Linked DNA regions of Mus musculus: all the other regions are linked to region 2. The links are chromatin loops, found by intact Hi-C in ENCODE. Cell type or tissue: left cerebral cortex. All regions are shown on one strand.

The links. Peaks named below come from ENCODE experiments on the same cell type or tissue, not always from the same donor. Only the 100,000 strongest peaks of a DNase experiment are listed, where the experiment ranks them.
Region 1: a loop joins it to region 2, with 4 times the contacts of the local background. A loop is called at or near these places in 15 of 42 quality-filtered maps.
Region 3: a loop joins it to region 2, with 15 times the contacts of the local background. A loop is called at or near these places in 3 of 42 quality-filtered maps.

Annotation. Positions count from the first base shown.
Region 1 is chr7:126,972,847-126,980,846 of GRCm38, reverse strand. It overlaps Cdiptos (CDIP transferase, opposite strand), which reads left to right and starts at 5,001. Exons shown (of 6, transcript NM_001362232.1): 1 at 5,001-5,021; 2 at 5,456-5,540; 3 at 5,763-5,907; 4 at 6,135-6,168; 5 at 6,337-6,394; 6 at 7,940-8,000. The coding sequence starts at 5,460. The coding sequence ends at 7,975. Cdipt (CDP-diacylglycerol--inositol 3-phosphatidyltransferase (phosphatidylinositol synthase)) reads right to left here and starts at 4,389. Exons shown (of 6, transcript NM_026638.4): 1 at 4,041-4,389; 2 at 3,795-3,929; 3 at 2,432-2,585; 4 at 1,851-1,932; 5 at 1,444-1,525; 6 at 348-1,312. The coding sequence starts at 4,083. The coding sequence ends at 1,167. In left cerebral cortex, a CTCF peak has its summit at 4,829; DNase peaks (open chromatin) are centred at 3,869, 4,680 and 5,193; H3K4me3 peaks cover 1,904 bases; H3K27ac peaks cover 2,192 bases.
Region 2 is chr7:127,022,287-127,030,286 of GRCm38, reverse strand. It overlaps Maz (MYC-associated zinc finger protein (purine-binding transcription factor)), which reads left to right and starts at 3,808. Exons shown (of 5, transcript NM_010772.1): 1 at 3,808-4,059; 2 at 4,133-4,983; 3 at 5,348-5,411; 4 at 5,672-5,843; 5 at 7,119-8,000. The coding sequence starts at 3,868. The coding sequence ends at 7,273. Kif22 (kinesin family member 22) reads left to right here. Exons shown (of 14, transcript NM_145588.1): 10 at 787-952; 11 at 1,311-1,372; 12 at 2,005-2,217; 13 at 2,297-2,356; 14 at 2,447-2,556. The coding sequence ends at 2,494. In left cerebral cortex, a CTCF peak has its summit at 4,931; DNase peaks (open chromatin) are centred at 5,717, 6,193, 7,022, 7,145 and 5 more places; H3K4me3 peaks cover 4,619 bases; H3K27ac peaks cover 5,659 bases.
Region 3 is chr7:127,205,782-127,213,781 of GRCm38, reverse strand. Tbc1d10b (TBC1 domain family, member 10b) reads left to right here and starts at 5,314. Exons shown (of 9, transcript NM_144522.5): 1 at 5,314-6,332. The coding sequence starts at 5,419. It overlaps Mylpf (myosin light chain, phosphorylatable, fast skeletal muscle), which reads right to left and starts at 2,174. Exons shown (of 7, transcript NM_016754.5): 1 at 2,019-2,174; 2 at 829-921; 3 at 542-617; 4 at 260-364; 5 at 94-172. The coding sequence starts at 2,021. It also overlaps a transcript of Septin1 not described here. In left cerebral cortex, CTCF peaks have their summits at 74 (motif pointing right), 4,488 (motif pointing left) and 5,478; DNase peaks (open chromatin) are centred at 4,706, 5,533, 6,015, 6,728 and 1 more place; H3K4me3 peaks cover 3,549 bases; H3K27ac peaks cover 3,773 bases.

The DNA.
Region 1 (8,000 bases), 49 kb after region 2:
AAACCTTTCAGTTGGTATACAGTGTACACTAACCCTTAAGTCAGTACACAGTGTACACTAACCCTTAAGTTGGTATGGTGGTAGACTGTGAAAAAGGCCAAAGTAGGACCAGGAGTTCCAGGAAGCAAGGTGTGTGGTGTGCGGGGTGTGTGTGCATGTGTGCGTCCAAGCATGCATGTGTGTGTGGATGTGTGTGTGGCTACAGGGTATAGCAGGGTCAGGTTGACCAAGACACAGACACAGACACAGACACAGACACACACACACACACACACACACACACACACACACACACACACACACACTACACACTCTCAGCCTAAGGACCATGCTCTGAGAAAACCATCCATCTTCCCATGAATATTTATTAAGCAGCTACCACATGCCAGGCTAGTTTTCACTCTAGGCAGAGACAAGAAAGACATAAGTCTGCTCTCATGAAGCTCACATTCTCATGAGGGTAGAAAATATCAAGGTTACAATCAAAAGTGGCCAGCTAGGGACATAAAGCAGGTGGGCAGAGACAATGCCTGTGAACCTGAGGAGCCACAAAGCCTCTCGAGATCACTGGAACGACAGGGAGGAGCCAGCCACCTTTGGGAAAGCATCCAGGTGGATTCTAATCCAGCTCCCATGGACCCTGGGCCATCATCTAAGAGTGTCTCAAAGTAAACACATCCAAAAAGACTGAAGGGGCCCCCCTTTATTGTGGAGGTTTCCAGAGCAGGACAGGAGAGAGGAGCTGGCCTCAGGGAAGGATCTAGCTGGCCCCTTCCCTCCCCAGCCTGGTACCCCAGGTCCAATGACATCAGTCTGACTCCTTTGCCCTCACATGTCCCCAAAGTCTCACTCCAGACCCCAGGACTGAGGCAGCAGGATGTGTGGCAACACCCAGTCTTCAGTCAGGCCTCCCGGAGCACCAGCTGGATGGGCAGGGCCTCCTGAGCACCCTTCCTGCTTGGCAGTGCCAGGTCCTTGGGGTCACAGGTTGGGTCTAATCATCAGGATTAAAGAGATAGTGACAACACCAAACAGAAGGTGACCCCTAATCCCAGCAGGTTAGAGAACACATGAGAAAGACATGACACTGGGACCTCTTAGGAGGAGAGGAGTCACGTGGTACAGTAGATACCCAGGGCAGGTGGACAGCTGGGGATGGGAGAGGATCATTTCTTCTTGGCGCGGTCTGCTGCATCCAGGGCAGCCATGTTTCTTGCAGCCGTGATGAGGTGGATGACACTAATGACGGACTTGAGCAGCGCGATGGGAGCTGTGACCCAGAGGCCCATCCGGAAAAGGCCCACAGAGCCGACTACAGGGAGGCAGGAAGAAAGATGGAAAGCAGGGGATGGAGGGGTGTGAGAGGGAGGCCTCTCTCTCCCCCAGGGCAGGGCAGGGCAGGGCAGGGCAGGGCGGAACCCCACCCCCACCCCCACTTCTTACCTAGTGGTCCCTCGGAGAAATTGAAGAGATACAGGAGGCAGTAGAAGAGTTCATTTCCAGCACACAGGGTGAACAGAGCAGGCTGCACACAATATAAGGCTGCCTAAGACGTAGGGCCATGTCCCTACTGTAACCCACAGGGACTTCTGCCAGACAGGAGAGCGCCTCACAGCCAGCTGCACACTGCACTATACTGCATATTTCTTTGGTCTCTCTCTGACTCCACCCACCCCCTTCGCCCTCTCTCTCTTGGGGCTTCACTGTCACTGCTGCCATGATGATGTCCCACCAATTATCCTCCATGGACCACTCCTGCTCAGATGGCTGTATAGCATCTCTCCTGGCCAGGGTTCAGCCTCAGACTTCCTGTTTTCAGATCAAGTTGAGGAGGGGCAGGAAGTGCTTACCCTAGAGGTATAGTAGATCCGAAGCACAGGGTTCCCAGACAGGTCGATCATCTTGTGACTCTCACTGCCTCGCACCACAGAACTTGGGGAGAAAAGCATGGGACTTCATGAGCGTTCACTGAGCGGAGGAACTGGTGTGAAGCTGAAAATTATATCTTGTGCAAAATCATACAGTTCCCTAGGTGAGGCAGAGCCAGGACTGAATGCCCTATACAAAGCACCCATACGTCTTCCCCCATTTGGAACCCTAAATTATTCAGCCAGGCCCATGCTAGAAATTGCTCACACCACCTATAAAAATGACAAGCCCACTCAGAGACACAGGGATTACCCAGGGGCTTAAGGACAGCGGCATGCAGGGATATGCCTATAACTTCAGGAGTCAGGAGGCTGACGTAGGAAGACTGTCATGAATTTGAGGCCTACATGAGCACATACTAAATTCTAAGCAAGCCTTGGTCTACTGTCTCAAGGAGAGAGGAAAAAGAAACCACCCACAAGCCTGAAGCCATCCCAGTCCCCGCCCCACTGTAATGCCTTCCACTCACCAGCACCCCAAGCATCAATCAAAGCAAACAAACCTGTGCAGATGCAGCCAGTGACTGGCCACGTCCAAGCTCATGCTGAGCTGGAAGAGAAGGGTGGCTCGTGGGTAGAGCAGGGCCAGGTTGACCAAGAGACACATGGTGGCGCAACGGTCCGTCAGCATGTCGAGCATGGCCCCAAACCGGGTTCCTGAAAAATGATGACTACTAAGTGGAAAGGGACTGTTTGGCATAGTGGACCTGTGACAGGTACCCGCTCTGGCCTATCACTCCAGGCTGACAATAAAAGGAGTTTGAAAGTGCCTACCATCTACTGCCAGAGAAGGAAAGATGGTGAGGCCAGAAGGGCATGGGTTATGAGGACAAGAAATGAGAAGGCATGGGGCTATGGCAAGAAAGAGGTATTGGAATGGGGAAACTCTATCTTCAACTCCTCTAACCCAAAACCAGGCCCCAAAGAAAGGCAAGCAGACCCAAAGTCTCAGAGGCAATTTTAGAAGTGGGTCTGGGGAACTCGATTACAAAATTAAGTCAGAGCTCCAAACATCATCTGCTTTCCTCCCACCGGGCACCAACCTCTCTTCCAGAATCCCGAATGTTTGTGCCTAGCAACTACCTAGTAAACACCTGTTGAATGGAACTTTGTTATTTACTTACATTTTTAAAAGTTTATTTATCTTCTATGGTCTCAGTGTCTATCAGCGTATATATATATATATACACACACACACACACACACATATATATATATAGCCTGAAGAGGACATTGATTCCTTGGAACTGGTGGTTGTAAGCCATCATGTTGGTTCTGGGAATCAAATCTAGGTCCTCTAGAAGAACAGTAAGCATTCTTTCGGTTTTGTTGTTGTTGTTTGTTTTGTTTGCTTTGTTTGTTTGTTTTTGAGACAGGGTTTCTCTGTATAGCCCTGGCTGTCCTGGAACTCACTTTGTAGACCAGGCTGGCCTCAAACTCAGAAATCTGCCTGCCTCTGCCTCCCAAGTGCTGGGATTAAAGGCGTGCGCCACCACCGCCAGGCAGCAGTAAGCAGTCTTAACCTCTGAGAACAAACTTAGCCTTCAGCCCCAATCACTTATTTTTGCAGGATTTTACTGTGTAGTCCTGGCTCACGTGGTACTCAATATGACTTCTGACTTGGAGCAATCTACCTACCTTATCAGTGCTGGCATTACAAGCATGAGCCATTATGCCACACCCGAATGGAATTCCATGCTCACAGCTATGCAGGGTCTAGGTCTTCCACACCCATCCCAAACAGAGATCAATCATCAAGAGCAAGCTTATATCCTAGGCAGCTCTCAACGAGGTTCTGAGAAAGCAGGGAAAGGACAGAGGATGTTGGGACCCCAGTTAGTGCTGGTGGTGGTAAAGTTCTGTCACCTTGATTAAGGGCTCGAGCTGCGTGTCCATCGAAAGCGTCTAGGAGTCCGCTGAGTAGATAGAAGGAGGAGGCCGTGAAGGGGCAGCAGGGCATAAAGTAGAAGGAAATGATGGCGAAGACAATCCGGGCATAACCTTGGGATGGGATGGGAGAGGTACAGGGTGTGATTGGGGAGCCAGCTTAGGGTTTCTCGCGCCCCTCCCCACCCCCACCCCGCTGGTTTTGGGGCCGCAGGCAGCACTCACCGATAAGGTTAGGCACGAACAGGAAGATATTTTCCTCTGGCATCTTGGCGGCTCCCCTTGTCGTCTCGGCCCAGGTCTGGAGGGGCAAGGTCTTGGTACCAGCCTTACCAGCGTGGTCTCACCTTTCAGCTCCGGGCATCAGCCGCTCCACCTGAGCCCTGGGCCCAGTTCCCCCGGGCAATCCCAGCTGTTAGAGCCCGCAGGGCGCCGGGGTGCGGGACACCCCTGGGCACAGCTCACGCACACCTGGCCTTCCGATGGGCAGGAGCTGACGTCTCCAGCAGCGGGCTCCGCAGCTCCGCTGCGCCTGGCTTCTGGAGCCTACTCTTCTGTCCGGGACGTTAAGAACATCGGAAGAAGGAGAGAGCGGCTTTTAAATATAAATAAATTAATTAAATAAATAATGGCTGAGGTCCCTTTAAGGCCGGCCTGCTTCCTTTTCCTGCCGGGGCCCCTAGGCTTCGGCTCGTACCAACGCACAGGGGAGGGGAGAGACTCGAGAGCCAGCCGCAAAGGAAGAAACTGGAAAGGGAGCAGCAGAAGAGACCTGAGAGGGAATCTGCATTTTGCATTTCACAGAGGGCGTAAACTCCTGGAGGCAACCGTAAGGCGTAGAGATTACTCCGTCCCGAGTCTGCGCCTCCCCAAGAGATTGGGTGACTTAGTACAGCCCACATCGCTTCCCCGCCCGCGACGCTTGCGATCCTCGTCGCTCTCCGGGACCCAGGCTGGGAAGAGGTGGCTAGAGAGGCTCCGAGCATGCCTGCCGCTTGCTTCTAGCGCCGCCCTGGTGGTGGGAGGATTAGAGCCCAAGTTCCACCCTAACGCCTTTCCATCTCCTAAATGCCTTGATATAACTCTGGGGTCACCGCCTCCAAGAAGGAATCAGGAGAGCCAGTATGGCACACTAGGACATTGTCCTTAGTTCTAGAACCTCTAGTCTCCTAGCAACGGAACCATAGAACTTCCGTAAACATTTAGGTCTTTATAGCAATCCGGAGCAGCACTTCCCTGGCTCTCCCTCTTCCCAACCTTCTTTCCCGGACTCCCAATCCCCTGAGGCCCATCATAGGGTCCCCTTAGAACTTTCCGTCCCCCCTCCTGCCGAGTACCCTAAGATTTCAACCAATTAGCCGGGTCGGGGACTGCATGTTGGCTGTCTTGCCTAAGGAAGTGCCTTGGCAGAAAAGGAGGAAGAAGGGCTCTGGAGGGAATAGGGAAGGGAGTTGTTCTGAGAGCCCCTCCCTTCAACTTAGTAGGCAAAACAACCAATTTTTTCAAGGACAGAACTGAGTCAGTAGGATGTTTGAGCTATAGTTATGGACTAAATAAATCTGGGGCCCCGGGAGTGGAGTGAGGCGGAATCTGAGGGGGTGTGGGTTGGCTTCTCAGTCTAACAAAAACTTCGTTTCCAGGAGGATGGCATCCACATCTGCCAGGAGTGGGGACAAAAAGGACATCAGGTCATCTCAAGCTGCCGCCTCCTTAGGTGGAGGGCAGGTAAACGACAATGGAAAAGTGAAGGAGATGGGAAGAGCCAGGCAGGGAGCCCTGTCTGAGCCATGAGCCTTGAGCCTTAGCCTTGAGCCTTAACCCTAAGGCCCCACAGACAGCTTTCCAGGTCTAGGGCCTTCTAATACCAGTTTCCCAAGCCAGAGCCTGCAGCCTGGAAGACACCAGACCAATGGGAATTTGCAGACTGAATTCTAACTTCCTTTTCAGAAATTATCCTGCTCTGAAGAATTCCTGACCCGAATCAGCACAGAACTTACAGACGAAGCACTGTTTATTGCTCGCTCCCGTTTGAGTCCTCTGCCCAATAAGGAAAAGAACACAAAAGACCAAGGGACTCAGATATCTAGACATGGTGAACGCTCTCCTTCTTCATCTAGAGACCAGTCCCTGACTCACTCCCAACCATAGCTGCTCTCCCCAGGAATCTTCTGCCTCCTTGCCCATCCTAGGCACAGTGCCCCTTAACTTCTAACTCATTCATTGTCACTACCCAGGAACCCCCTTGTCCCTACCTGCTCTAGCCACAACTCTTCTAAACATGGGGAAAGTTGTTCCTTTAACTGGGGCCTCTAATTCCAGTGTTCTTCACTAAGACCCGAGGCACTGACACCCGGTGAGTGAGGCTCTGTCCTTCTCCCAGGAGCCTGTGGGGAGAGAGCAAGGGTTGACAGCATCCCAGCAGGGTAGGGGGAAGTTTTCAACCATGAAGTTCTATTCTATTCCCTCCTGATGCTCCAGTTCCTGATTCTCAGCCTATTCTGTTGTCTTCTGTCATCTCCAGCTCTGACAAAAATCGAACCCGAACCAAGGCACACCTTCTGCCATCTCCTCGTGAAAAGGTTTGTATGAGGTTATTCAATTCCAACATTTCCAGCTTCCCCTGTGTGCCGTTCCATGTGTTAGGAGTTAGATGATTGGGGGGACAGAATGCACGGTAGAGACTCAGCCCTATAAGAATTCAGGGGGTTGTTTGTTTGTTTGTTTTTGTTTGTTTGAGGTAGTGTCTCCCTATGTAGCATGGTTGCCCTGGAATTTGCCATGTAGACCAGCCTGGCCTTGACATCACAAAGATAAACCTGCCTCTGCCTCCCCAGTACTAGGATTAAAGGTGCTCACCACCATGTCCAGCAGAATTCAGTTTAGAATGAGACCAGGACAAATTAATGGTCAGTGACAACACAATATGGAATGGTGCCTACCTAAGAAGAGAAAACAATAAGACTATTTTTACCCCATCCTCATCTGGGCTAGGAAGGAAAGGCATCATAGAGCTTCCTGAAGAAGGAAACACCTAAAGAAAAAAATTTTCTAGGGAAACAGCTCTAAGTATTCTAAGCAGTAGGGATTGTATGGGCCAAGGTACAGAGGTATGTTAGTCAGGGAGGTTGTGAGTAGCTGGTATGCTCTAGGACCTGCCAGGCATGGTGGCATATGCCTTTAAGCTCAGCATTCTGGAGACAGAGCTGGGTGTACAAGTTTGAGGTCAACTTGATCTGGAGAGTGAGTTCCAGGACAGCCAAGGCTACACAGAGAAACCCTGTCTCAAACAGAAATTTAGAAAGTATATATACATAATAAAAGAGGCTGGAGAGATATGGCTCAGCAGTTTAGAGCATTTGTTGGTTTTCCTGAGGACCCAGATTCGATTCCTAGCACCCACAGGTAATGGCTCACAATGGTCAATCCATAACTCCAGTTCCAGGGGCATCAGATACCCTCTTCTGGTCTCCACAGGCCCCAGGCACACAAGTGGTACACAGACCTATAACACCAATACACATAAATTTAAAAATATACAAAAAGCGTGATGTGGCAGTACATGCCTTTAATTTCAGCTTCAGGAGGTAGAGACAGGTTGACCTCTGTGAGTTCCAGGCCAGCCTGGTTTACAGAGGGAGTTTTAACTCAGCTAGAGCTATCTATATACTACCCTATAGGTAGACAAGTAAATAAATATTTAAAATAAAAAGCAAACAAACATTAGATAGGAAGGGATGAGTGAACTGAAGGAGTAGTTGGCAGATGGGAACATGATGAGTGGATATGTTAGCTCAGCATGTGCTAATCACTTGCTGTATGCACTGTCCTGGAGTGCAGCTCTGAGCAAAGTAAAGCCCCAGCTCTCAAGTGTAAGTGGGAGATGAGAGATGATTGGGAGGGAAGATGGATGAGTAACGAGTGGGTGATGAGGGAGGTGGACAGAGTTGAAGGCTGGGAAAGGAGGGTGTAGGTGGCTGTGTGCATGGAGAAATGGGTTATGTGGATAGGTGGAGCATGGGGTCTATGCTCAAGGGTGGTGTGTGGCTTGGATGGCCAGGCGAAAGATGGAAGGAAATGACAGGAGCCCTAAGTGTAGAGAGTCACCAGCTCTTCTTTTCTTCCAGGGACCACTCCCCAACAGCCTGACAACTGGAGGATGAGCTCGGCCCTCCCTAGTACTGCTCT
Region 2 (8,000 bases):
CACTGACTCAATTTCTAGCAACTACAGAGCAGTTCATGACTGCCTATAATTCTATTTCCAGAGGACCCATCACTGTCTTCTGACCTACAAGGGCACCAGGCACATAGCGCACAGACATCCATGCAGGCCAAACACCCACACATATAAGTAAAAATATATAACCTGCCTAAGTAGGCAGGCAGCTCTTTTTGTGAATTCGTTTGGCCCAATCTACATAGTAAGTTCTAGGCCAGCTGTGGCTACATAGTGAGACCTTATCTTAAAAAAATAAAAAAGTAAAAGAAAAAAAAATCTAAGGCTGGAGAGATTGCTCAGAGGTTAAGAATGCTGGTTTTCCTTACAGAGGTCCTGAGTACAGGCCCCAGCAACGGCATGATGGCGGTTCAGAACCGTCTGCAGTGAGATCTGGTGCCTATGCAGGTATAACACTGTATAATCAAAAAAAAAAAATCTTTAAAACATGAGGTGGTGTTGCAGACCTTTAATTCGAGCACTCTGAAGGCAGATAGGTAGATCTCTGAGTTTGAGTTTCACCACTTGCCTTGAAAAGCCAAAAAACAAACAAAAACAAAAAACCCCACAAACCAAAAAACAAAGCCTCCTCACGTTGAATACCTTGCTTAAAAGGACTCATTCTGTCTTTAGGTAGCCCTCTGATGTAGACCTCCCTTAGTTATTTTGAATTCTGTCTCTCCTCTTGGACCTCAGAACTCTATCTGCTAACCTTCCTAATCCACTGCTTTGGGGCTGGAGCTAAATCACATCTCCCATGATTCTTTCCGACAGAGGCTTAAGATGAAGCAAAAAGAACTGGAAGCCAAGGTGTTGGCCCAGGAGGCACCGGATCCAAGGGAAAAAGAGAACACTCCCACAATTCTCCAGCCGCCTGCCTCTTATAGTGGCACAGTGGCAAAGCCCCTGAAAAAGGCTGTAGTGATGCCCCTGCAACGGAGTAAGTTTAGTTCCAGGTTCCAGGAAGAAGCAGCTATTTCAGAAAGGAAGAGACGGAAAGATGCTGTTATCATGTCACTCATCCTCCCACTGGGTCTGAAGAAGCCCTAGATGCTTGTCCTCTAGTATTGTAGACAGTGGGGTACTGACTGGCTATGGTGCCACTCAGGAGGGTGAGGCAGGAGGGTTACTATGAGTTCTAGGTTAGCCTTATAGAATGAGACCCTGCCTCAAAAAAAAAAAGTCATGTTGAAAGGAAGGAGCTAGGGAAATAGAAATGGGAGAAGCAAATGGTTACTAGGAGGGGAGGGAGGGCAGGAGGTGGCCTGTGTCTTTGACCAGTTCCAAATTCCTTTCAGTTCAGAAGCAGCGAGAGTCCTCAAACCAAATCCAGCTCCTGAAGAAAGGCCCCAAAAGGAAGGTGAGTCCCACCCCATTTTCCAGCTGGGAGCCTTTTGCATAATGCCTTAAAGATGCCTTATAGAGCTTTTTTGAGGGGGTGTGGTGGGGGAGTGAGGTATGGATGTGTCTCATAGAAAATATCTACCACTGTTTCTTTTCTTCTTGATGCCCCTGATGCCCCTTGTGTTTGGATTGGCTGCTGACTGGATCTAATGTGGCCCCTGCCCTCTAAGAACTGTAGAGCCTATTTAGGAAATGGACAAGTATTTAAGAATCTCTCACATAAAATGAAAAATATAATTTTCTCCACACAAAACATTAGTAGAACTGTCCCCATTGTAATGGCATGATGCAGTTTCCCCCGCATGGGTTTTTTGTTTGGTTTCCCTTTTCCCCCCTGTACTGGAAATTGAACCCCAGCCCTCAAGCATGGAAGGCAAGCGCTCTACCACTGAATTACACTTCTTCCTAATCAGGATTGATGTGTGCGCTCAGTCACTCACTGACTCTTCACAGCAACTGAGAAAGGAGCTAGCAATTAAAGAAGCACAACAAAATTAGTGACCAGAGGGGAGAGGCCGCAGAGAGATGGACTGTGCCTCGTCATGGCAGTCACCCACTGCCTTTACTGGCATTTCTGTTACCTCATAGCTGGAGCCATCCCCTGAGTCAGAAGCTGTGGAAAAGGATGAGGACTACTGGGAGGTACAGATTAGCCCAGAGTTACTGGCACATGGGCGCAAAAAATTATTGGATCTGCTGAATGAAGGCTCAGCTCGGGAACTGCGCAGCCTGCAGCGCATTGGCCAGAAGAAAGCCCAGCTCATCGTGGGCTGGAGGGAGCTCCACGGCCCCTTCAGTGAGGTAACAACCCTGGGGACAGGTGCAGTGGGGGGGTCCCCGTGCTGTGTCCACTCCCTTCCTAGTGTTGCTGTCCCACTAGGTGGAGGACTTGGAACAGGTGGAAGGCATCTCTGGGAAGCAGGTGGAGTCTTTCCTGAAGGTAAGGCCACCTTTGCCCTTTCTGCATGGTGTTCCCCCACCGCAGCCCACCTTAGGCTGCTATGCTAACGCACGTTCCTCTTCTTTACAGGCGAATCTCTTGAGCTTGGCCGCCAGCCAGCACAGCGGTCCCTCTTGACACTACCTTCTTTTAAAAATCCTTGTATAGTGACGTGTTGTGTAAATACAGTTTTTATTCCATGGTTGAGCCTGGTTTTTGAGGATGACAGGGCTGGGGTCAGAGTCCATAACTACCCTGGGGGTCAGGATCAAGCTCTGCAGGACACCCATGTAGGCGCCATCTTTGGGAAACCCCCAAACTAGGCCAAGATTGTAAATAAACCACTGGAATGGGGAGGGGACGGTGGCCTAGAAGAATCAAAAAGCTGACGCGAAAGCTTAAGCACAGCGACCGACCGTTAAGCGGGCACGCGCTCCAAGCTAGCCCCGCCCCGCTGTAACTCCCTCGGCGCGCTCCCCACTCTCCCGCTCAGCAACGACGTCCCTGTTATGTGCGCGTGCGCGCGAAATAACGGCCGCTGGCGGAGGGAAGTGGGGGGTGGAATCGTTCAAGTGGGGGAAGAGAAGCCGCCTAGTCTCCCGCGCGCCCACCACCTGCACCATCGCCAGCCAATCAGCAACCGTCTTGGGGGTCTCGCGCTCGGGGCGACCGGGGCTGCTGGGTGGCTCCCCAGTCCCTCCGCCCTCTAGAGTCCCTCCTGTCCCTCCCCCTCCCGCTGGCCCCGCGCGCACTCGCGCTCGCGCCCGCTCCAGCCTCTTGTGTGTCCTCGCGCCCCCCGCCCGCCCTCCGGCGCGCAGTGTGCGCCGCTCCCCCACCCTCCTCCCCCCTCCCTCCTTGCGCGCCTCCTCCTTGGGTCCCCCTCCCCCACAGCTGCCTCCTCCCGCCCCAGGGTGAGCGCGAGCCACCTCCCTCCTCCCTCCGCCATGGATCCCAGCAACTGGAGCAGCTTCATCTTCCAGGTAACAACCCCCGCCCCCCCCGCCCCTGCCCCCCCTCCCACACCCCCTCCTGCCCGCCCTCCCTCCTGTCCCACACCCCCTCCGCGCGCCCGGTGCGCGCGCAGCTGTCCCCCTCCCTCCCTCGCGCCCTCCCCCGCCCTCCCCGAGGCGCCGGCTGGGCGCGCGCGCGCGGCGGGGGCCGAAGCTGCTCCCTCGCTCCCCCCACCCCGCCCCGCCAGGCTCCAACCGCCGCCACCACCGCCGCCGCCGCCGCCCGGGCCCCCCGCCCCCGGCCCCGGCCCTCGGCCCCGCGGGGCCTCTCGCCCCCACCCAGGGGGCGTCGCCGCCGCCGCCGCGCTCCGCGCCCCACAAGACGCCCTCCTTCCCTCCCTCCCGCCGGCCGGGGTGCGCGGGCGGCGGGGCGGCCCTCGGGCCATGCGTTCGGCTCGGCCCAACCCGGCCGGCCGGGGGCGGCGCCCCGAGCCCGGGCCCCGCGCGGCCCGTGCCCCCGGCTCCCGCTGAGCTCCGGGGGCCCCCACTGTGGCCGAGGCCATGTTCCCCGTGTTCCCTTGCACGCTGCTGGCCCCCCCCTTCCCCGTGCTGGGCCTGGACTCCCGGGGGGTGGGCGGCCTCATGAACTCCTTCCCGCCACCTCAGGGTCACGCCCAGAACCCCCTGCAGGTCGGGGCTGAGCTCCAGTCCCGCTTCTTTGCCTCCCAGGGCTGCGCCCAGAGTCCATTCCAGGTGAGTAGGGGCCGGGCCGGGCGGGCAGGCGCCGACCAGCGACCGCGGCCCACACGGCGCCTTGTCTCCGCAGGCCGCGCCGGCGCCCCCACCCACGCCCCAGGCCCCGGCGGCCGAGCCCCTCCAAGTGGACTTGCTCCCGGTTCTCGCCGCCGCGCAGGAATCAGCCGCGGCGGCGGCGGCTGCTGCGGCGGCTGCCGCTGCAGTGGTTACTGCACCCCCGGCCCCTGCCGCCGCCTCCACAGTGGACACAGCGGCCCTGAAGCAGCCTCCGGCGCCTCCTCCGCCACCCCCTGCCGTCTCCGCACCAGCCGCCGAGGCCGCGCCCCCCGCCGCGGCCGCCACTATCGCAGCAGCGGCTGCCACCGCTGTCGTCGCCCCAACCTCGACGGTCGCCGTGGCCCCAGTTGCATCTGTCTTGGAGAAGAAGACAAAGAGCAAGGGGCCCTACATTTGCGCCCTGTGCGCCAAGGAGTTCAAGAACGGCTACAACCTCCGAAGGCACGAAGCCATCCACACGGGAGCCAAGGCTGGCCGGGTCCCTTCGGGTGCTATGAAGATGCCCACCATGGTGCCCCTGAGCCTCTTGAGTGTCCCCCAGCTGAGCGGGGCCAGCGGGGGTGGGGGAGAAGCCGGGGCTGGCGGCGGCACAGCCGCGGTGGCGGCCGGTGGCGTTGTGACCACGACTGCCTCTGGGAAGCGCATCCGGAAGAATCACGCCTGCGAGATGTGCGGCAAGGCCTTCCGCGACGTCTACCACCTGAACCGACATAAGCTGTCGCATTCGGACGAGAAGCCCTACCAGTGCCCTGTGTGCCAGCAGCGCTTCAAGCGCAAGGACCGCATGAGTTACCACGTGCGCTCACATGACGGCGCTGTGCACAAGCCCTACAACTGCTCCCACTGTGGCAAGAGCTTCTCCCGGTGTGCAGGGGCCTCGCTGCCCACTAGGCCGGTGGGGGGGAGGGCAACAAGGTGGCCTGTCTTTGGCTGGTGGGGAGGCGGCTCCCGTTCCTGGGGACAGGAACCACTCCCAGGGAGGAGGGAAGTTGCTAGGAACAGGGGGTGGTACTTTAGAAGAGGTGGGTCTCTGGGCTGAAGGAAAGCAGCCTCTGGGCAGAAGAGGAATCTTGGTTTGAGGGCTTTCCTGCCTGAGGACTGAAGCTGAGGGGGAAACGCTGGGACCTTTGCAGAGGCATTTTGGAGGAACCTAGGTAGATTTGAGGCACACCTTACCTTGGAGCCTAAGCCCTAACACACACCCCCTCCCACCTCAACATATCCCTAGGCCGGATCACCTCAACAGTCACGTCAGACAAGTGCACTCAACAGAGCGGCCCTTCAAATGTGAGGTAGGAAGCCAGCTTCCTCCTGTCCTGGTTTTCATGATTTTGATCCTCATTGTAGCTGTGTGGGTTCAGCCTCTCAGACCCCCTTTTTCTCTCTCTTTTTGCCTCTTCACTCCATTTTCACATTTCTCCTTCAAGGCCTGGTCATCTCACGCCCATTTCCTACAGATCAAAGACCCCCGAGACTCTGATCCCCTTATCTTGCTCCCTTCTCTCTACTCCCCGAAGCTTTAACTCTCCTGTGACCCCACACCCTCCCCCAGAAATGTGAGGCAGCTTTTGCTACGAAGGATCGCCTCCGAGCGCACACAGTCCGACACGAGGAGAAGGTGCCATGTCATGTCTGTGGCAAGATGCTGAGCTCGGCTTATATTTCCGACCACATGAAGGTGCACAGCCAGGGCCCTCACCATGTCTGTGAGCTCTGCAACAAAGGTACATGCTAAGGGGTGCCAGGAGGGCAGGGACTAAAAAGGGGGGCACAGAGCTGTTGGGTTTTTTTTCACCGATGTGGGTCAAGGGTGCTGCAGCTAAGAGCTTGTGGCGAGTAGAGAGAACTCTTTAAGGGGCAAGTACAACAGCATTGGAAACACCACCACTAAATTATGTGCCATGGTTCACAGGAGACCGTCTACCAGAAATTCAACCTCATGGGTGTGCTTGGGAGAATGAAGTGGGACGTGGTTACTTTGAGAAAGGAATAGCCAAAAAGCCAGTCCCAAGGGTTTCAACTTAGCAGCCACAAGCTCTTGTCTCCAGCTCCTGGGGCAGGTGGAGTACATCAGCAGGGGTGTGACGAGCATGCACCCTACCCAGTAGCAGAAAGCTGTTTCACTGTGGTTGGTGACTAAAGGAGCTGAGACGGGGGCACTGGAGAGGGGGGGGACACAGCCGTCTCCACTGAGAGTCAAGCCTTTAAAAAGCTAGGTAGCCGTGTCGTGGACGGTCTCTGTAGAGATTAAGGACTAAGTAAGGGCACCACACAAACCAGTCCCCAGCAAGCGTAGGGAAAGGCTATGCTTCTCTGGAGTAGTTGGCCCCAGCCTACCAAGGATGTGGGAGGAGGACAGTGCCATGTGAGGAGGGTGTCCCCAGCCTAGGAGAACAGCCCTGTCTCTGGGGTCTCCACCAGGCTGACCCCAACCCCCCATCCCAACCCCCCCCCCCAATAGGCTTCACCACAGCAGCATACCTGCGCATCCACGCGGTGAAGGACCATGGGCTCCAGGCCCCGCGGGCTGACCGCATCCTGTGTAAGCTGTGCAGCGTGCACTGCAAGACCCCTGCCCAGCTGGCCGGCCACATGCAGACCCATCTGGGGGGGGCCGCCCCTCCTATCCCGGGAGATGCCCCCCAGCCACAGCCTACCTGCTGAGGGGGACCCCTGCACCCACCAGGCAAGGTGTGGGACATGGCTGGGGGGGGCAGCATGGGATGTGTGGGACAAGGGAACTCAAAGGGCCCAATAGGGGATCGCAGGAAGGCCAGGGATGCCAGTCTGTCACTCAGATTAGGGAGCCTTGGGATCCAGAGAGGGCAGTATGGACATGCTCAGTCTGGGTAAGCAGGCAGGCCGAAGCCTCTGGGGACCAGATAGGAAGTAACGGCTGTGTCCCAGGGGAAATAGGGAAATAGTTGAAAAGTCTGGGGTATGGAACATGTTTCTTGCCATTTAGGTTGTGCTGTGATCCTTGGTGTTTCTCCCTATAGGTACTGGTGAGGTTTGTCCAATGGCGGCAGCGGCAGCAGCAGCGGCGGCGGCGGCAGCAGCAGTGGTGGCAGCCCCCCCCACAGCTGTGGGCTCCCTCTCTGGGGCAGAGGGGGTACCAGTGAGCTCTCAGCCACTTCCCTCCCAGCCTTGGTGAGCTCCAAGTTGATGGGGGAGAGGGGAGAGTGGAGGAAAGCTCTTCTTGGTACAGTCTCCTCTTCCCACCAACTCCTCACGACTCTTCATCAACCAAGGAGCCTCCAGACAGAGAGGAGGAAGAAGGAATTCACTAGGTTTTAACAATGTTTCTCCTGCTCCTTTCTTCTCCCTATCAGAGCTGACCCTACAAACACCTGTCCCCTGAGTTGTGTTGAAGTCCCCTGGACAATGAGCAGGGGTGGCAGAGGACAGCAGCAGCCACTGCCCTCACCTTTAACCCCTTGCCTTGCCTCCCAGGGATTTGTGAGCCTTTCCTAGAAGGTCCTGTGCTCTCCTCCTTCTGTCCCCTCCCCTACTGTCTGCTGCCCCTTCCTGGGGAGTTGGTGCTTTCTTTTTTGTTGTTGTTTTTTCCCAGGGGTAGGGAGGAGAGAGGAGGGGAAAGAAGATTCTGTCCCAGAGGAGAGAAAAGGTGGTATTGAGGAGGGGCAGAAGCGGGGAAGGCAGAGGGATACTTGAGTAAGGTTGGGTGGTTAAACCCCAAGCATCCTACTGGAGTGTCTGTCCAGGGAGAAGCCAAGGGGAGCATCAGAAGGAGCCACTGGAGCCAGAGGCAGAACAAGAGAGATGGAATCTTAGGGGGCCAGGGCAAAGGAGGGGAGCCAGGGACAAGAGGTGCTTCCTGGGGGTGGGGGAATGCAGCCACAGTGTCTCCCCCTTCCCTCTTC
Region 3 (8,000 bases), 180 kb before region 2:
CCAGTCCTTACTGCTCATGCATTCTGTCAACCTGTCACCCCTAAGCAGGGATTTTTGGAAAAGACAGTAGAGCCACTAGAGGGAGCCACTCACAACTGCTTTTTGATGGTGCCCTTCCCTTCTGGGTCCAGGACCTTGAAGGCTCCAGTGATCACATCCTCCGGGTCCGCACCTGCAGGGACAGAGGACACGAGTCTAGCGCGTCCCCAAAGGTCTGGAAAGAGCAACCAGGGTCTTGGGTGGAGAACCTTTTACTCACCCTTAAGCTTTTCCCCAAACATGGTCAGGAAGACAGTGAAGTTGATGGGCCCACTGGCTTCCTTCATCATAGCGTCGAGTTCCTCATTCTTCACATTGAGACGGCCTGAATGGGGTGAGCGTTAGGGGTTGGAGTTGGGTGTTGGGGACCAGAGGTGTGCTTCTCATAAGCTTATATTAGCTCATTCATTTTTTTCATCTGGGCAGATTAAGGCCTGAAGCCACTGGATTCCCCTCCAACTCCATAGCTTTCAACATTTATAGATAGGAGTAGGGGCCTCACCCATGGCTGCAAAGGTGTCCCGAAGATCCTCTTTGTCGATAATGCCATCCCTGTTCTGATCAATTACAGTGAACGCCTGTGGAGGGGTAGGGGTGAGGACAGATGAAACCAGGAATTGGCCCAAGGCAGATCAGATTCTGGCCCTGAGCCAGCTGTCCCCCTCCACCCTTTGAAGGGAGGGGAAGGATTCTCCTCCTCCCTCAACAGGTGCACTTTCTGGGAAGGAGGGGTAGGGAGGAGGGTGGGGAGGAGGGTTGGGGAGGCTTTCCTTAGCCTCCCACTCTCACCTCCTTGAACTCCTGGATCTGAGTCTGGTCAAACATGGAGAAGACGTTGGAGCTCCCTTCCGCTCCTGCCCTTCTCTTGGCCTTCTTGGGTGCCTGTGAGGGTAAAGGTTGAACAGGGGAGTTACAGGCCAGTTCCTGTACCTCTCTCCTGGGAGCAGCAAACCAGACTTTTGTTTCTGTTAAGGACAGGGTCTCATGGAGCCCTCAGACTTGCTACTTAACAGAGGATGACCTTGGCCTGCTCACCGTGCCTCCGTCTCTAACCTTGACCGTGCGAGTTCCAGGGTTAGCGTCACGAGCAGCACATCCTATTTTATTTGGTTGCTTGTGCATGCTAGGCAGGCTACATCCTCAACCCCAACCCTGTCCCTCCCCACCCCCACCCTGAGACGTGGTCTCATGATTTAGCCCTGGGGCCTATTCTATAGACCCAGTCTTCCTTTCCTTGAACCCAGGAGATCTGCCTGCTTCTTCCTGCTGAGAATAAAGATATTCATCACCACACCCAGATTCTCCTCCTCTTTTCTTTTTGTTTTTCTTTTTTAGACTGGTCTCACTGCATAACTCAGGCTGGCCTTGAACTCCTGGACTCCTGGATTCCTACCTCTTCAGGCTTTAAAGCAGTTGAAATTACAGGCATACCCATTATGCCTGATCAGATTCAGATTCGGAGTTCTTTGAGTCCATTTTTATAGAATAACTCTTCTTTTTCTTGGCACCTCTTGGCTAAGGGGCCTCATTTTGGCTGTGTGTCTTAATTCCCAACTATAGCTCCCAGATCACTTCATCCTGACTGACAAGTGCCCTTCTCAGAATCCTCTGCCTGCCAACTTGGCGTCCATACTTGCTAGCTTAATCTACTCACTGGCCCTATCTGAACCTCTAGTTCCCACTTACAAAATGCAAGCAGGATCATCTCATTCGTCTGAGGACTTTAGGAAATGATAGAAAGGGGTGGAACAGACTTTGAACAGGTCTACCCCTACCCCTAGACATCATGGTTAGATATCTGAGCATATTATCCTTGACTGAACCTTTCAGCCCATCACTCTCCTCTGGCCCCATTCTGGTGCTAAGAGAGAGGGTTCATATTTTGCCTGTAGTTGGAATGAGAAGCAGCACCCTTTTTTTTTTTTTGAAGGGTAGGGCTATCCTGAGCTAATGCTAGGTTGGGAGGAATCTTCACTCACCATGTCTTAGATCTCCTGGGGGCAAGGCAGTAGCTCCAGATGGAAAAAGGAAGAGAATCTGCTTGGAGCAGTTCTTCTGGGGTTATATAGTCCTGCCCCGGCAGCCCTTAACATACCGTGGTAACCTTAGCCCTGTGGATACCCACCCCAGATACTAAAATAGCCCAGCTCAGGGGCCTCTCCTTTCTTGGAGGCCTGCAGCAGCTGGAGCCCAGGAAGGGAGGGGGAGGAGGCCTTGGGATGCAAGTCTCGTTAGGACCTAGGTAGGAAGGGATGTTCTTTCTCCCAAAGGGGGACTGCAGTGTGCCAGGATTCAGAGGGGCTCAGGGAAGCCCACAGTTCTGGAAGAGATGAACTAGACTTTTGAGCCCCTGAGTGGGGTGGGCACAGATCTAAACTCAGTAAGCATTTTGTGCCAATAGACAGTATGCTTGGTTTTGTGGGTTCACTTTAGCAAGCAAGCAGGCAAGTAAGCAAATGACAACAGCAAAACTCAGCAGGAAGCTAAGGAAGTGAGTGAGGTGAGGACCAGTGAGCAGACCGCAGGGCACATGGGCAAAGGCCAGCACAGTGAAAGTCAGCTGTTAGGATTGCCAGAATCAGGATGGGGCTTGATGTTAAGGTTGGTGACCAAATGCTGTGGGGTTTGCAACAACAAGCAGAGACATCATCGGTGCACTTGAAAAGAAAGGATTGAAGCAAGAGAGGTTTAGGCTTTTTTTTTTTTTTTTTTTTGGTTTTTTTGAGACAGGGTTTCTCTATATAGTCCTGGCTGTCCTGGAACTCACTCTGTACACCAGGCTGGCCTTGAACTCAGAAATCCACCTGCCTCTGCCTCCCAAGTGCTGGGATTAAAGGCGTGCGCCACCACGCCCTGCAAGGTTTAGGCTTCTTGCTGGACCTCAGAGAAAACACAGAGGCCCCAGCCATCCTCTCCCAGGTAGCATAACCAGTATCTTTTCCTTTCTGGGAAAATGCTAGCTTGGCTGATGTTGTGACTTTCATAATGTTCTGGGCCTCAGTGGCCCATACTGATCCATGCAGTGGGAATCTAGGGAAACCGCAGTATAGGAACCCCAGGCTGGCAATGGTACGCATCTCCTCCTGCTCCCTTTAGGACCTGATGTCCTGAGGAATGTGTTCCCTCCCTTGCCCTCCTCCAGTCCATGCCAATGCCACTAAGACATTTTCTTTTCTGGGCACTGGGGCCCAGCCACCTGTTGTCTCTAAGAAGAGAGAAGGAGCCACCCTAAACTTAGCAGCTGCCCTTGGCCTTCGCACAGCCCCTCCCGGCTTTAGTTGGCAGCTGTTTTGCCTTATATGGGTACCACATATGGGTACCACGGAGGGGGCTACGTCATGCAGGAGCCCACTCATTAGTGCATTCTGGGAGGTGAGAAAGACTCCAAAAAGGGAATGGGATTTGTGGACTTCTCAGTAAACTTGAATCAAAGGGGAAGATGGAGAAGTTATGAAAAGAAGATCTGACAGGTCCTCACCGGGTCCGGGTCAGAGCTGGAAGCGGGAAAGTAAGCTGACAAGACTAAGGAGCTTCAAAAGACAGAAAGGGATAGGGACATTGAGAGCTAGGTCTCACTAGGATTTTGAGAGTGGCCTTATGGATTTGGTAGTCCACTCATCCTGGGGCTCAAGAGAATGAGAACAGAGGAAGCAGTGTTTAGAAGTGGGAAGGTTCCTGGTTCAGCGGTGGCCTTTAGTCTCAGAACTCAGGAGACAGAGGCAGGCGGATCTCTGAGTTTGAGGCCAGCATGGTCTTCAGAGTGAGTTCCAGGACAGACGTGCAGGGCCACACAGAGACACTGTCTTGAAAATAAATAAATAAATAAATAAATAAAAAACAAAACAAAAAAAGAAGAATCTGGAAGGTTAGAACTCATAACGTCAGGTCTTGTAGTTAGTAGCTAATGAGTACTAAGAGAAGTGGATAACAATACGGCTTGGTTCTTGAATCCTTCAAAGAGGAGGGTTCATGGTATTGAGGATTCATGGATTTGGGTTCTGAGATGGGACCTCCACCCACAAGCCGGGAGAGTGAAGTAGTGCTCAGAGGATATGGGTTTCAGAAATTGCAGTGTTTGCGGCGGCGGGGTGGAGGTGGGGGGGGGGGGAGAAGCTGAGTTTGTACATGAGAACTTAGAGAAACCTGGTCTGAGTTCCTGCCTGAAATAGGGAATTGAGAGATGAGTCTTTCAGAGGACTGACTATAGTCTAACTAGACACATCGAGGTAGAGAGTACTGATGAGGGCACTGGGTTTGTGGTGCAGCTCAGGAGTTGAATGAACAGGGGCTCTTTTGGAAACCCAAGAAGGCCAGCGCGGCACTCTTATTGGCTAGGAGCCGCACCGATGCTCCAGGCTCTTCTCAGTGATGTCCCCAGTTGTCACCTCCTCTCGCGCTTGTCTCTGGTTGTCACTGACTATTCTTGCTCTGGCACCGCCTGCTGGCAGCATCCCTGGCCCTAGAAGCAGAGAATGTTATCTATTTCTACTCTTATGCAAAGTGGAGAAGGACAGTCATTGGCTAACAAGTTAATCACAAGTTAAGCCCGCCTCTCCCTGGTTGTCATTCCTTCCTGATCATCTCAGGAAGTCTAAGAATTTTTCGGCTCTTTCTATTGACTGCTGATGCTGTCATCACAGGAATAGACGTGACCGTCAGTCAATTTGACTGCCTAGCCCCCCTTTTTAATTTGGTTCCCTTTTCACCATTTCCATTGGCTAACAAGTTCCTAGTCCCTGCCTCTTACTGCCCAACACCAGCCTCATTCCCCGCCCTTCTGCGGTCACTCACTCTCTTCAGTTGTGTTTATTGGCCTGGATGCTCAGGATCTCTCTTTTCTATTGCTTGTTTTCTTCGTCCTGCCTCTGCCTTCTTCACTTCCTCTTTCTCGAGTACCCACCCTCTTCCCGCCTCTAACCCCACCCACCCTTCCATCGATTGGCAGGAACTCAGTTTTCTCTCTCCTATTATCCGTCCTGGTCTTATAGAGGGGGCGGGAGATTAAAAAAAAAAAAAAAAAAAAAAAAAGGAGGGGTGCGGGAGGGCCTTTCCTCGCGCAGGCGTAGTTCGCCGGGACAGTGGCTGCTCCTCCGCGTCTGCGCAGGCGCGACGTCGGCAGCCGGCCCCTCGCTGGGAGGGGGCGGCGCGAGCGCGCGAGTAGGGTGAGAGGCCGGGAGACCCCGGCGCGAGCGCCGTCGACCCTTGCCCCGCCTGCGCGCGCCGCCCGCCGCCTGCCGCCGGGTCCCGCCCCGCCCCCGGCGCGCGCCGAGCCGCGCCCTTCGCCCTCTCTGCAGCCCCGGCGGGCTGCTCCGGGCGGCCTGAGGGGCGGCGCCTTCTGCGGCCTCCCCGGCGGGGGGATGTGAGGGGCCGCCCGCAGCTATGGAGACGGGTCCGGCGCCCCTTGTGGCCCCGCCGCGCCGCCACGGCGCCCCCGCTGCCCCTTCGCCCCCGCCCCGGGGCTCCCGGGCCGGATCGCACTTAGTGGTGGAACCGGGACCGCCAGTGACTACAGCCACTTCGGCCCCAGTCGAATTGGTGGCCCCCGGGGAGGCTCGGCCCGCCTGCGTCCCAGGATCATCACAGACCTCGGCCTCTACACCCACGACAGCTACGAGCAGCACGGTAGTGATGCTGACCCTGGAGGCCTCACCCGAAGCCGCGAAGACGCAAGAGTTCCCCGCACCAGCGGCAGAAACAGGAGCCGAGACGTCGGTGGCTTTGGCTTTGGGGACAGACACTCAAAAGACGGAAGAGGTTCGAGCCTCTCCTGTCCCAGGACCAGGGACCCCCACTCGGACACCTTCCAGAATGGCGCCTGGAGCCCTGACTGCCAAACCCCCGCTTGCCCCCAAGCCGGGGACCACAGTGGCTTCAGGAGTGACTGCACGGGGTGGAGTAGGACAGGTGGCAGGTGGGCATGAAGCTGCGACCTCAGCATCAGCAGGGTCGGTGCCTGAGGACCCCTCAGGGCCTGTCACAGGCCCTCCCGGGACATGCGAGGCTCCGGCTCCGACTCCGGTGGCTGTGGTGACAGTGACCCCAGCTCCGGAGCCTGTTGAAAACTTTCAAGACCTGGGCTCCACGTCCAGTCTAGGACCTGGCATCTCGGGGCCTCGGGGTCAGGCCCCAGACACCCTGAGCTACTTGGACTCCGTGAGCCTCATGTCAGGGACCTTGGAGTCCTTGCCGGATGATGTGAGCTCCATGGGTTCAGACTCGGAGATAAATGGGATGGCCCTGCGCAAGACGGACAAGTATGGTTTCCTTGGGGGCAGCCAGTACTCAGGCAGCCTGTGAGTACACAGTGGGCACCCCGTGGGGGCTGCCTGGGGACGCGTAGGGGGAGGGGAGGGGCGGGGAGGGGATGCACCTGGCCAGCCCTGGCCCAGGGAGTCATTAGCAGGAGCTGCAGTGCCCAGAGCATCCTGGGGTTTCTATGACTTCAGAGCTGAGGACCAGGGATCAAGGCAGTCGTCTCGATTTAAGCCTAGACCTTGCCTAGGCCCGTGTCCTTGAGCTAGTGGTGTCCCTGTTTCTATGCCTCAGTTTCCTCTATGAAGAGAGGGATTGAATGAGCTGATACCTACTAAGCAGCTAAGATGCCAGCTGCTTGGTATGAAACTATTAACTAAAAAGGCCAGACATTCTGGAAAGTTGGTTGGGCGAGGATTCTGGCAGAAATCTTAGATCTCTGAGGGCAAGAGGGATGCCTTCAGAGTAGCAGTGGGTGTGGGGGGGTATCTGTAGGCAGAATAGTGGGGTGAGAAAGTCTGCTTGATGGAGGAGAGACCCTGAAGGCAGGGCTTTTGTGAGAGGGCAGTTTTGTATTTTCATTGAAGGGAAAGGGTGGGGGAGGCCTCTTCCCCATTTCCTCATCTCCCCTGCCCTAGTTGAGCTTTCCTAGTTCCTTCCAGGGAGGGGCCTGAGTCACTCCTAAGGTGGGGGTGAGTGTGATTAGCCTGACTTCTTCCTTCTCTCTCTGGAGCCTGGCCATTGCTTCTGTGCTCCCTAACCTGCTTGCTGGTCTGTACCTGGTTAGCTCAGCCTGGAGCATCGCCTGAGGACACTGCAGCCCGGCTCTGAACTGAGCACTCACTCAATCCACTAACTGAAGGCACTCATCAGGAGGGAATGCCCAAACAGTCTCAGTGTAATTGGCTGGGTTTAGCTTAGAGATGAGAGGCTTCTGTGAGCGCCTGGGTGTGAGAATCCTCCTGAGGATCTGAACCAGGGGGTGGGGTGGGAGAGGAATACAGGCAGGGCTTGTAAGCTAACAAAATTCAAAACTTGATTGGGGCCAGGCAGTGATGGCCCATGCCTTTAATCCCACCACTCGGGAGGCAGAGGCAGGAGGATTTCTGAGTTTGAGGCCAGCCTGGTCTACAGAGTGAGTTCCGGGACAGCCAGGGCTACACAGAGAAATCCTGTCTTGAAAAACCAAACCAAAACAAAAAACCTGATTGGGCACCGACATTCAGTCTGAACTCTAACTTAAGTTTGACCCTGGACCTTTCTCCACATCTTTTACCTCATAAGAAACAAAACTAGAGTTGCTTCCCTCATATAACATTTATCTATGTGACTAGGGGACATTCCCCCATACTAGTCTGTCCAGAGGAACTTGGTTACAATTCGGTTTTAGAATATCACTCCTGTGTCAGGCACTCTGCTGGGTGCTATTTTTCTGCTTTATAACTTTAACACTTAAGAATCTATCTTCCTGGGGAGTGGGTGGGTAGGGGAGAAGGGGTGGGTGGCTATGGGGGACTTTTGGTATAGCATTGCAAATGTAAATGAGCGAAATACCTAATAAAAAATGGAAAAAAAAAAAAAAAAAAAAAAAAAAAAAAAAAGAATCTATCTTCCTGAGCCTGGCAGTGGTGGCCCATGCCTTTAATCCCAGCACTTGGGAGGCAGAGGCAGGGGGATTTCTGAGTTTGAGGCCAGCCTGGTCTACAAAG